2 separate regions of the Homo sapiens genome follow, and region 1 is linked to region 2. The links are chromatin loops, found by intact Hi-C in ENCODE. Cell type or tissue: PC-9. All regions are shown on one strand. Each heading gives the region's core, and the rest is flanking DNA. Links, peaks and the distances in the headings are about the cores only.

Region 1 (5,356 bases), core at 77-5,076, 78 kb after region 2:
TGTGTCTGATAATCCAATATCTCAGGCCCCTGTGGGGCTTGCTGGTGTCTGATTCCATCCGTTCTTGCTTATATCATATCTTTGCGAGACTGGTTATCTTCGACGGCGTGCTGGTCATTGTACTTGAACAAGTATCTGTAGGACGATTTGATGCCTCGAGCAAAGGCACTGCCCCATTCGGCTTTCCTCTGCCAGACACCTGGGACAATACTGCCTGGGCCTGAGTGGCCTTTGGAAGACCACTGTGGAAGTGACTTGAACTGGGGCTGCGAGGATGGAGTCACTTCACTTCGTCCTCACTTTGGGAGTGGAGCCCTTTGGGACTCCCAGGTTTTGTGGGGAGGGTCTCCTGGTGGATGATTTCCACATTGGAACAAAAGTTCACATCTGCTGACCCCCGAGGAACGTGGCAGAGTGCTCTAGGCAATATTTTATCCATGGCTTTGGCTTAGTGAGTTCTTACCAGCTCCTTGGCTCTTCGAAGCTTTAATCGGATGGTTGAACATTTCAGTACTTTTCAGCCAGCAGGTGGATCTGAGAACCTCCGCCAGCACGCCTGCAAACAGGCCACCCCTGTGGGCACTGGCCATGTCTCCTGCCTGGGGCACTCTCTCCCTTTGGCCTTCAGGACCCCACACTCTTCCCATCCAGGAGTCCTGGGATTCCTCAGGGCACCGCCAACCTGACCACAGCCTCCGTTCCCTCGTCATCAGGCGAAGCCAGTGCACTTCCACCCAGGCTCTGCCGGGCGCCGTAACCAGCATGGAGTCCCCACTCGGGAAACTCCCACTCAAACTACACCTGCTCAGCTGGAATCTGCAGGAAATCTGTGCCGACGACACCAGGGAAGAGTGTGCACATTCTTCCCAGCCTCCAGACGCCTTGTCCCCATCTCCATCCACCCCCTCCATTTCCCCGGCACCAGCACCCCAGCCCGCTGGTTCCCAGGAATGCCTGTGCTCCGGTGGCTGAGTGGGCTGAGCCTCAGAGGCACGTGGTGACCGGCTGCCCACAGGCTGGGCTGGGAGGCCATAGGGTCACCTCTGGATTTGAGCCTCAGAGGCACGTGGTGACCGGCTGCCCACAGGCTGGGCTGGGAGGCCGTAGGGTCACCCCTGGATTTGGCGCCCTAGAGGCCTCTGGGGACGAGGGTGGCTGTGGAGGACTGGGGCAGATCTCAATGAATAACTGAGAAGAAAACAAAGGGACAGGCTGCAGATCAGGCTCCCGGGAGAGGGCTGTGTCTCAGACCACGGGCAAAGCTTCCAGACTTTTGGTTAACGCCTTTCTGAGAATTCAGTAGAGGCCGTGGCTAAGCCTCACAGCTATCAGGGATACAGCCCTGGGGGAGGACATGGGAGCTTCAGGGCCTCAGGTGGAGGTGGGTCCGGTCAGGGTGAGCCAGGCTGAGGAGGCTGTGCTGACCCACAGGCCCCAGCTGGACACGGGCAGGTCCCAGAGCTTGGTTCAGGGCAAGAAGGTGGGGGGAAGGTGGGCCAGCACTTGCTTAGGGGGGCGGGGGGAGGTCCCGGGCACTGGGCTGGTCCGCCCTGTGGCAACCCTCTGTGGGCAGACCCAAGGTCGCACAGCAGGACCAGGACCCAGGACCTCGGGCTGGGGACAGAGTGACCTTCTGGCTTGAACCGTGGTGCCCTGAGCTTGCAGTGGCCAACAGGTGCCTGGGGTCTTGGGTCAGGTGGGAGGAGCCGGGACAAAGTGGGAGAAAAGGTAGCTAGCTGGAAGAGGGTGCAGGAGGCCCCCCGCTCTGTGCAGCATTAAATCATGGTGGGGTCACCTGCCTTGTCTGGCAGCATGGTAGAAGGGCATGGCCTGGGCGGGGAGCACTGGGCCCTGGAATCAAGGTCCAGAGGCAAAGGCAGCAGGTGGATCCAGCGAGCCCTAGGGACTGCAGCCCCGCCCCCAGCCCACCCATCCCGCCCCCAGCCCACCCATCCCATCCCCGCCCACCCATCCCATCCCCGCCATCCCCGCCATCCCCGCCATCCCCGCCATCCCCGCCATCCCCGCCATCCCCGCCATCCCCGCCATCCCCGCCCCCAGCTCCGCCCCAGCCCAGCCCCTCCATCCCCGCCCCGCCCGCAGCCCCGCCCCAGCCCTGCCTCCCATCGGCCTGGAGGCTCCCTGGCCTTCCTGCCGGGGTGGAAACGGGTGTCTGCTACCGGGGTTCGTGTGGAGCAGGAAGGGGGAAGGCGACGAGGTGGAAAAGACCGCTGGGCGCCCCGAGGAGGCGGAGCTGCTGGGAGGGGCCTCCCTCCGCCCGATCCTGTTTAATCTCAAACTCTAGGCCCTGGGGACGCGCCACCCTTCCCGCCGAGGAGACTGGGTTTTCCTCCCAGGGTTCTCCAAGCAAAGCCTGTCTGTGTTCCAGGCTGGTGCTGACTAGAGGAGGCAAAGCCAAAATTAGCCCCAGGCCCTCCCTCAAGTAGTGAAGGGGCCACCGGGCCTCCCCTCAACCCGTAGGGGGTCACGGGCCCCGCCCCGCTCCCGGTCAAGACCCTGACATTGCGGAGGGTCAGGAGGGGGGAGCGAGGATCCGGGGCCTGGCACCCTGGGTGGGGCACCGTCCCCAGGGAGGGTTGGGCAGGCGCCCCCAGCCTCCAGCCATCCCGCCCGCTGTGGGCGCCCCGGTGGCCGAGGAGCCAGGAGCGGCTCCCGGGGCTGTGCGCGGAGAACCCGGAAGAAGCGGAGGAGCCCCGGGCGGCGCTGAGCTGTGTCCCTGCCTGAGGGGGGCCCCAGCCCTGAGCCCGCAGCTCCAGAGGCTCCTGGGCCCTCCCCTTCTTCCCAGCACCGTCCCAGGGGGAAGGTAGCCCCCGGCGCAGGCGGGACCCTCGGCAGTCTGGCCCAAGAAACGGGGACCCTGTGGCTTCCTGTGTCTGGTGCCATCAGGAAGTAGCCCCGAGCCAGAGCACAAAGGGCCTTTGTCCTGCCTGCCCCGCCCAGCGAGACCTCGGGCCCAGCCAGGGCTGGGGGCTGGGGGCTGGGTACCCTCTGGCCGGCTCTGCCACCAGCCGCCAGCCTGGTCCCCGGAGAGCCACACCCCCTCCCCTCCACGGTCCCCACCCGGCTGCCATGACAATGTCCTACCCAGCAGGAGGACCAGGCCGGAACCTTTGGCAGCCACCAGTTCCTGGAGATTCCGACACCAAGTGCAGCCACTGTGCGGGGCCGGGTGTGGAGTGGCCCCACACCGACCAGCTCACGCCAGCTGGCAGAGCCACTGGGCCCCCTCCGTGGAGGAGGAGAGAGGCCTCGGGCGCCACGCGCTGTGCCCCAGGGCCACTCACTTCCTTGGTAGGTGGGGGATGCCGGCCTGGGCCTCCCGAGACTTGAGCCCTGCCCCTGCCCTTGCCCCCAGAGAGACCTGTGCCAGCGAGCGTCCCAGGCCTCCCCTCCCTGAGCCTTGCACCCGGGCGGTGCGGGGGCCCTGCTGCACCCCAGAGCGGGCATCAGCCCTCAGCCACTCCGTTAGCAATCCTCCCCCCAGCTCAGGGCCTCAGAACTGGCCATCCACGGAGCTCAGAGGCACCCGAGGGCCCTGGGGCCTGGGTAGGGACTGGCCAGCTCGGGGTCCTCCAGCAGCCATACCCAGGTTCATCCAGGATGAAAGCAGGGCAGTGGGAACCACGTGATTGGTTTAAAAGCAGGTGAGGGGCCGGGCATGGTGGCTCATGCCTGTAATCCTGGCACTTTTGGAGGCCAAGGCAGGCGGATCACCCGAGGTCAGGAGTTTGAGACTAGCCTGGCCAACACGGCAAAACCCCTGTCTCTACTAAAAATACAAAAATTAGCTGGGCATGGTAGTGCACACCTGTAGTCCCAGCTACTCTGATGGCTGAGACAGGAGAATCACTTGAACCCGGGAGGTGGTGGCTGCAGTGAGCCGAGATCGCACCACTGCACTCCAGCCTGGGCAACAGAGCCAGACTCCATTTAAAAAAAGAAAAGCAGGTGAGGACGTGTGAGCAAGTCTGGGCCATGCTGCCAAGCTCCCGCTTCTCCGAGCAGCTCCACACAAGGAGCAGAGGCAGCTCCAGTTCCACAGCCAGACACAGTCATTTTCCCTCTACTCAGGAATTAGGCAGGATGGTGTGGGGCCTGAGTGTCACCATGAAGCCGGGAAGCAGGTGTTCAGCCAGACGCAAATATTCCTCCTCAAAGCCAGGGGAGCGGCCACAGTGGATTTTATTATGGGGCGACGGGGGCACGCCCAGTGCCCCGCCACTCTCCATGTCCACAGCAGCGAGGGTGGAGGGCCCTGTGCTGTGCAGGGCAGAGCTCGGCTGCACCTGGGCCAGGACACAGCTGCCCAGGTGGGAGGAACCGTGGACGGGGCTGGGGCCTTCCTCGTCCCAGGGCTGGTGAGCTGCTCGCTCACTGTTTCTCAGTTCCAGGTAGACACAGTTTATAATTCTGCAGAAAACTCTGGGGCCTTTTGCCTTTGTGTTTTCTTTTTTGAGACAGGGTCTGACTCTGTGGCCCAGGCTGGAGTGCGGTGGTGCGATCACGGTTCACCGAAGCCTCCACCTCCCAGGCTCAGCAATCCTCCCACAGGTGGGCCCACAGGTGTGCACCACCACAGCCAGCTAAGTTTTAAATTTTTTGTAGAGACGGGGTCTCACCATGTTGCCCAGGCTGGTCTCAAACTCCTGGGCTCAGTTGATCCGCCCGCCTCGGCCTCCCAAAGTGCTGGGATTACAGGCGTGAGCCACCGCACCCGGATGGTGTTTTACCACTGAGGTCAGAGGGCAGACGTTGCTCCAAGCGTTTCGTCTGCGGGTGGAGCTTTGGAACTGATGGAGAAGGCAGAGTCCTGACCAGGGGCCGCCATCAGAGCGCAGGGACGGTCGGGGGGGATGCGCAGGGAGGAGGGAAGGGAAGGAAGGAGGTGCCAAGCCCTCCGCTCAGTGGAGGTCAGTGGAGGTTTGCTTCCTGCTCACACTGGGCCTGATTGGGTCGGAGGGCACGCGGGGGCCGCTGTCTGTCCTCCGTGGGGCCTTGGCTTGTGTCCAAGGGAGGGAGACAGTAGAGGGACCCACGGCTCTGTGAGGCGTTCCCTGGCATGACCTCACCTGTGTGCTCTCTCTCCCTGTCTCAGTCAGAGCTGAACCCAGGCTCCTGTGGACCAAGAGGGGGTCCAGGAAGAACTGCTCCTGGGACCCGGACAGAGCGGAGGCCGTGTGCACGAGCAGCGTGGACCAGAGGGGCCTCGGGGGCCACCTGCTCCGTCCGACCAGGCACCAGTCCTTCCAGACTCGCCTGAGGATGCCCGTGGGCCCCAGCGACACCTGGGGTGCCCCCCACACCCCTGCACCTACCTGAGACCAAGGGTGGTGGT
Region 2 (5,356 bases), core at 70-5,069:
CTCCGTGGGGGGAGGCTGAGGCTACGGGGACTCCGTGGGGGGAGGCTGAGGCTACGGGGACTCCGTGGGGGGAGGCTGAGGCTACGGGGACTCCGTGGGGGGAGGCTGAGGCTACGGGGACTCCGTGCCGGGAGGCTGAGGCTACGGGGACTCCGTGCGGGGAGGCTGAGTCTACGGGGACTCCGTGAGGGGTGGCTGAGTCTATGGGGACTCCGTGCGGGGAGGCTGAGTCTATGGGGACTCCGTGCGGGGTGGCTGAGGCTATGGGGACTCCGTGCCGGGAGGCTGAGGCTATGGGGACTCCGTGCCGGGAGGCTGAGTCTATGGGGACTCCGTGCCGGGAGGCTGAGTCTATGGGGACTCTGTGCCGGGAGGCTGAGGCTACGGGGACTCCGTGCCGGGAGGCTGAGGCTACGGGGACTCCGTGGGGGGAGGCTGAGGCTACGGGGACTCCGTGGGGGGAGGCTGAGGCTACGGGGACTCCGTGGGGGGAGGCTGAGGCTATGGGGACTCCGTGGGGGGAGGCTGAGGCTATGGGGACTCCGTGGGGGGAGGCTGAGTCTATGGGGACTCCGTGCCGAGAGGCTGAGTCTATGGGGACTCCGTGCCGGGAGGCTGAGTCTATGGGGACTCCGTGCCGGGAGGCTGAGTCTATGGGGACTCCGTTGGGGGAGGCTGAGGCTATGGGGACTCCGTTGGGGGAGGCTGAGGCTATGGGGACTCCGTTGGGGGAGGCTGAGGCTATGGGGACTCCGTGCGGGGAGGCTGAGGCTACGGGGACTCCGTGGGGGGAGGCTGAGGCTACGGGGACTCCGTGGGGGGAGGCTGAGGCTACGGGGACTCCGTGGGGGGAGGCTGAGGCTACGGGGACTCCGTGCGGGGAGGCTGAGGCTACGGGGACTCCGTTGGGGGAGGCTGAGGCTACGGGGACTCCGTGGGGGGAGGCTGAGGCTACGGGGACTCCGTGGGGGGAGGCTGAGGCTACGGGGACTCCGTGGGGGGAGGCTGAGGCTACGGGGACTCCGTGGGGGGAGGCTGAGGCTATGGGGACTCCGTGCCGGGAGGCTGAGTCTATGGGGACTCCGTTGGGGGAGGCTGAGGCTATGGGGACTCCGTTGGGGGAGGCTGAGGCTATGGGGACTCCGTGCGGGGAGGCTGAGGCTATGGGGACTCCGTGGGGGGACGCTGAGGCTATGGGGACTCCGTGGGGGGAGGCTGAGGCTATGGGGACTCCGTGGGGGGAGGCTGAGGCTATGGGGACTCCGTGGGGGGAGGCTGAGGCTATGGGGACTCCGTGGGGGGAGGCTGCGTCTATGGGGACTCCGTGAGGGGTGGCTGAGGCTATGGGGACTCCGTGGGGGGAGGCTGAGGCTATGGGGACTCCGTGGGGGGAGGCTGAGGCTATGGGGACTCCGTGGGGGGAGGCTGAGGCTATGGGGACTCCGTGGGGGGAGGCTGAGGCTATGGGGACTCCGTGGGGGGAGGCTGAGGCTATGGGGACTCCGTGGGGGGAGGCTGAGGCTATGGGGACTCCGTGGGGGGAGGCTGAGGCTATGGGGACTCCGTGGGGGGAGGCTGAGGCTATGGGGACTCCGTGGGGGGAGGCTGAGGCTATGGGGACTCCGTGGGGGGAGGCTGAGGCTATGGGGACTCCGTGGGGGGAGGCTGAGGCTATGGGGACTCCGTGGGGGGAGGCTGAGGCTATGGGGACTCCGTGCCGGGAGGCTGAGGCTATGGGGACTCCGTGGGGGGAGGCTGAGGCTATGGGGACTCCGTGGGGGGAGGCTGAGGCTATGGGCACTCCGTGGGGGGAGGCTGAGGCTATGGGGACTCCGTGGGGGGAGGCTGAGGCTATGGGGACTCCGTGAGGGGTGGCTGAGGCTATGGGGACTCCGTGCCGGGAGGCTGAGGCTATGGGGACTCCGTGGGGGGAGGCTGAGGCTATGGGGACTCCGTGCGGGGAGGCTGAGGCTATGGGGACTCCGTGCGGGGTGGCTGAGGCTATGGGGACTCCGTGGGGGGAGGCTGAGGCTATGGGGACTCCGTGCGGGGAGGCTGAGGCTATGGGGACTCCGTGGGGGGAGGCTGAGGCTATGGGGACTCCGTGGGGGGAGGCTGAGGCTATGGGGACTCCGTGGGGGGAGGCTGAGGCTATGGGGACTCCGTGCCGGGAGGCTGAGGCTATGGGGACTCCGTGCCGGGAGGCTGAGGCTATGGGGACTCCGTGGGGGGAGGCTGAGGCTATGGGGACTCCGTGGGGGGTGGCTGAGGCTATGGGGACTCCGTGGGGGGAGGCTGAGGCTATGGGGACTCCGTGGGGGGTGGCTGAGGCTATGGGGACTCCGTGGGGGGAGGCTGAGGCTATGGGGACTCCGTGCCGGGAGGCTGAGGCTATGGGGACTCCGTGGGGGGAGGCTGAGGCTATGGGGACTCCGTGGGGGGAGGCTGAGGCTATGGGGACTCTGTGCAGGGCCGCTGTGAGGCCCTGAAAGCACTCGTCGGAGGCTCCTGCTTCCTGAGGTCCGTGACTCGGGTCACATGCCGCCTCCAGGAAGCACCCTGGCCCCTGCAGCTCTGGGAACGTCCTCCCGACAGCTCCTGGGAATATCCTGGCACTGAGGTCACTCTGGGCTCCCGGCTGACACTCGTGCCGGAGGCAAAGGTGAGGAAAGGCCGGAGGAATGTGTGGTCTCGGCGCCAGGCCAGGCCTCCCTGTGCAGGAGAGGAGCCAGCAGCTCCCCTTCTCTCAGCTCAGACGGTCTCTCAGGGCTCTCGGGAGGCTCAGAGCAGCTTGGCTGGCAGATTCCAGGGCAGGGGGTGGGCCCGCCTGGTCCCCTCCGTCGCAGCCAGTGGGCGGGAGGCTGGGCTGGTGAGCGTGTGGGCGTGTGTGAGCACACGTGCCCATGCTTGAGACATGGATGCTGGTGTGAGCACCTGACCCCTCACCTCCTTCACTCGGTCTCCTCACGCCCTCTCAGGGACTCCTTCCCCTCCAGGCCTCGGTTACGGGTCACACCTGGCACTGCCAGGCCTGGGGACGTGGTGCGGCCGGTGCGGGGAGGGGCCTTCCAGGCTGCTGTGGGGCCCCCGGCCTCGCCCCACCCCGCCCCGCCCCGTGCTGGGCCATTGCCTCAAATGCAGCGGCTCTGTTGGCCGTGGGACTGGAATTCTTTCCCAAGGGCCCAGATGTGCAGAGGGGAGGCCGGTGCGGGGGAGCAGGGCTCCGGGACGTGCACTTGGGTCTAGCTTTGCCCCTGACGTGCTGGGGCCGCCCCTAGGCCCAGCTCAGTGTGTCCCTCCTGTGCCCAGTGAGGAGGGCGTGCCCCTCGCTGCCACAGGTCCTGGCTGACCACGTGCTGCCCAAGGGCCAATCGCGAGTGCGCAGGTGGGGGACGTGGGGAGCCAGCTGAGGGGGATATGTGGAGGTGTCAGGATGACCCTGGGTTTTTGGTTTGGGCCACTGGGTGGGAGGAGGAGGAGGGGACCCAGAATTGAGAGATGGGGCCTGGGGGGCTGCTCAGAGGGTGGGCTGGGAGGTGCCTGTCTGTGTCTGGCCTGGCCTCCAGACCCTGCCTGGCTGGACCTGCTGTTCGTGCCTGTTTCCGATTTTATCCTCCAAACCAGACGCCCAGCCTGGTGCAAATGCAGGAGTGGAGTTTCCAGGGGGATGTGGACTCCTTCCCTCCACCCCCACCTCGGTCCCTGTCTCCTTCCCTCCGCCCCCACCTCGGTCCCTGTCTCCTTCCCTCCGCCCCCACCTCGGTCCCTGTCTCCTTCCCTCCGCCCCCACCTCGGTCCCTGTCTCCTTCCCTCCGCCCCCACCTCGGTCCCTGTCTCCTTCCCTCCGCCCCCACCTCGGTCCCTGTCTCCTTCCCTCCGCCCCCACCTCGGTCCCTGTCTCCTTCCCTCCGCCCCCACCTCGGTCCCTGTCTCCTTCCCTCCGCCCCCACCTCGGTCCCTGTCTCCTTCCCTCCGCCCCCACCTCGGTCCCTGTCTCCTTCCCTCCGCCCCCACCTCGGTCCCTGTCTCCTTCCCTCTGCTCCCATCTCGGTCCCTGTCTCCTTCCCCACAGGAGGAGTCTGGGGGCTCCCGCGTCACAGGGGCGTGGCCCAGGGCATCAGGTGGGGCGGTGGGTACTGGGCTCAGAGTGGCCTTGGGCTGTCCAGTCCCTCCCTTTCTCCCCAGGACCAGTGACCCTCCCAGCCCCAGGACACTTCTTGGGCCAGGGCCCAGGGCAGAGCCAATGCTCCCCCAGATACTCCCTGGCTGCAAACCTCAGGCTGGGGGTTTTTGGGGACAGGGATGCAGGTGTCTAAGGACACGACCCTCCAGGCAGTGGACGTTTCTGCCTGGGTGGAGGGCACGGTTACGAGAGCAGGGCCCGCGCTCTGGCATCCTGGTGCCCGGGCCCTCTGCCCTCAAGGCCTGTCCTGCCCCAGCTCAGCCCTCTCTGGCCAGGCCCATCACTGTCAGCAAACACCCCCACACTGCTGCCCCCCCAGATGGCCATGGCAGCCCTCCCGGGGCCCGTGTCTGCAGCCCCCACGCAGCCCGGCCGGCCGATGGAAACGCACACCCACACTCTGTCCCACCTCACTCCGAGCTGGGGGTTCGGGGACCACAGGTCCCACCTGCACAGGTTGCATCTGGGGAATGGGCCTGTGGCAGAAAATGTGCGGCGCGGGGCGGGGGGTCCCAACCAGGCAGCCCCAACCTGGACTCTCCTCCACCCCCGTCCCACCTCCTTGCCCCCAGCACACGGTGGCGGAGTGCGTGGGGCCAGCCTGGCGGGGGCTTTGCTCCCCGACCTGCACTTAGAGAACAGAGCATCCTACGGGAGAGAGCAGCTCGGAACGCAGCTTGAGTAATGCCGACTTTATATCAGCACACCCAGTGCCCCCACGTTCCCGCTGGCCCAGGTCCCGGAGACCATGATGGCACCCACAGTGGACTTCGCAAAGGAGCGTGGGGACCCCGAAGGCCAGGCCACCCCTCAGAGGGGGGTCCCATGCTAAAGCAGACGGTGCCGGTGCCGCAGGGCGTCTGAGACCCACGGTGGAGCCCGGGCCTGGCGTGCGGGAGGCGGCCACGACGGCGCCTTTCTCCCAGGAACTCCGGGAGGGACCCCAGGACTCAGCGCCAGGGCAGCCTTGGCAGGTGCAGTGAGGCAGTGACTTGTGGGGGTTAGATGTGGGCCTGCCCCACGTGGGCAGGGATCAGCCAGGCATGGGGGTCCAGCGGATCCGAGCGGGGCCACAGAGCTCTGGAGGACTTTTCTGCACAATGAATTTCTGCTTAAAAACAGAGATCAAGAGGAAGCTCTATCCTGCAGCTCCGGAAATGGGTGGCTGCGTGC

What was found. Peaks named below come from ENCODE experiments on the same cell type or tissue, not always from the same donor. Only the 100,000 strongest peaks of a DNase experiment are listed, where the experiment ranks them.
Region 1: a loop joins it to region 2, with 9 times the contacts of the local background. A loop is called at or near these places in 2 of 110 quality-filtered maps.

The regions. Positions count from the first base shown.
Region 1 is chr1:1,155,373-1,160,728 of GRCh38, forward strand. LOC124903820 (a long non-coding RNA gene) reads left to right here. Exons shown (of 3, transcript XR_007065351.1): 2 at 3,110-3,312; 3 at 5,117-5,356. Among named protein-coding and RNA genes, the nearest start is that of MIR200BHG, 4.8 kb to the right of the region's middle. RefSeq lists silencers at 2,461-2,700, 2,771-2,950 and an enhancer at 3,301-3,370. In PC-9, for the core only: no CTCF peak of the experiment used is centred there; DNase peaks (open chromatin) are centred at 2,209 and 2,969; H3K4me3 peaks cover 1,416 bases; H3K27ac peaks cover 1,694 bases.
Region 2 is chr1:1,076,963-1,082,318 of GRCh38, forward strand. C1orf159 (chromosome 1 open reading frame 159) reads right to left here. Exons shown (of 10, transcript NM_017891.5): 10 at 4,861-5,356. Among named protein-coding and RNA genes, the nearest start is that of RNF223, 5.3 kb to the left of the region's middle. RefSeq lists silencers at 3,090-3,169, 3,230-3,329, 4,959-5,138 and enhancers at 3,537-4,239, 4,240-4,941. In PC-9, for the core only: no CTCF peak of the experiment used is centred there; DNase peaks (open chromatin) are centred at 2,739 and 3,319; H3K4me3 peaks cover 1,021 bases; H3K27ac peaks cover 1,687 bases.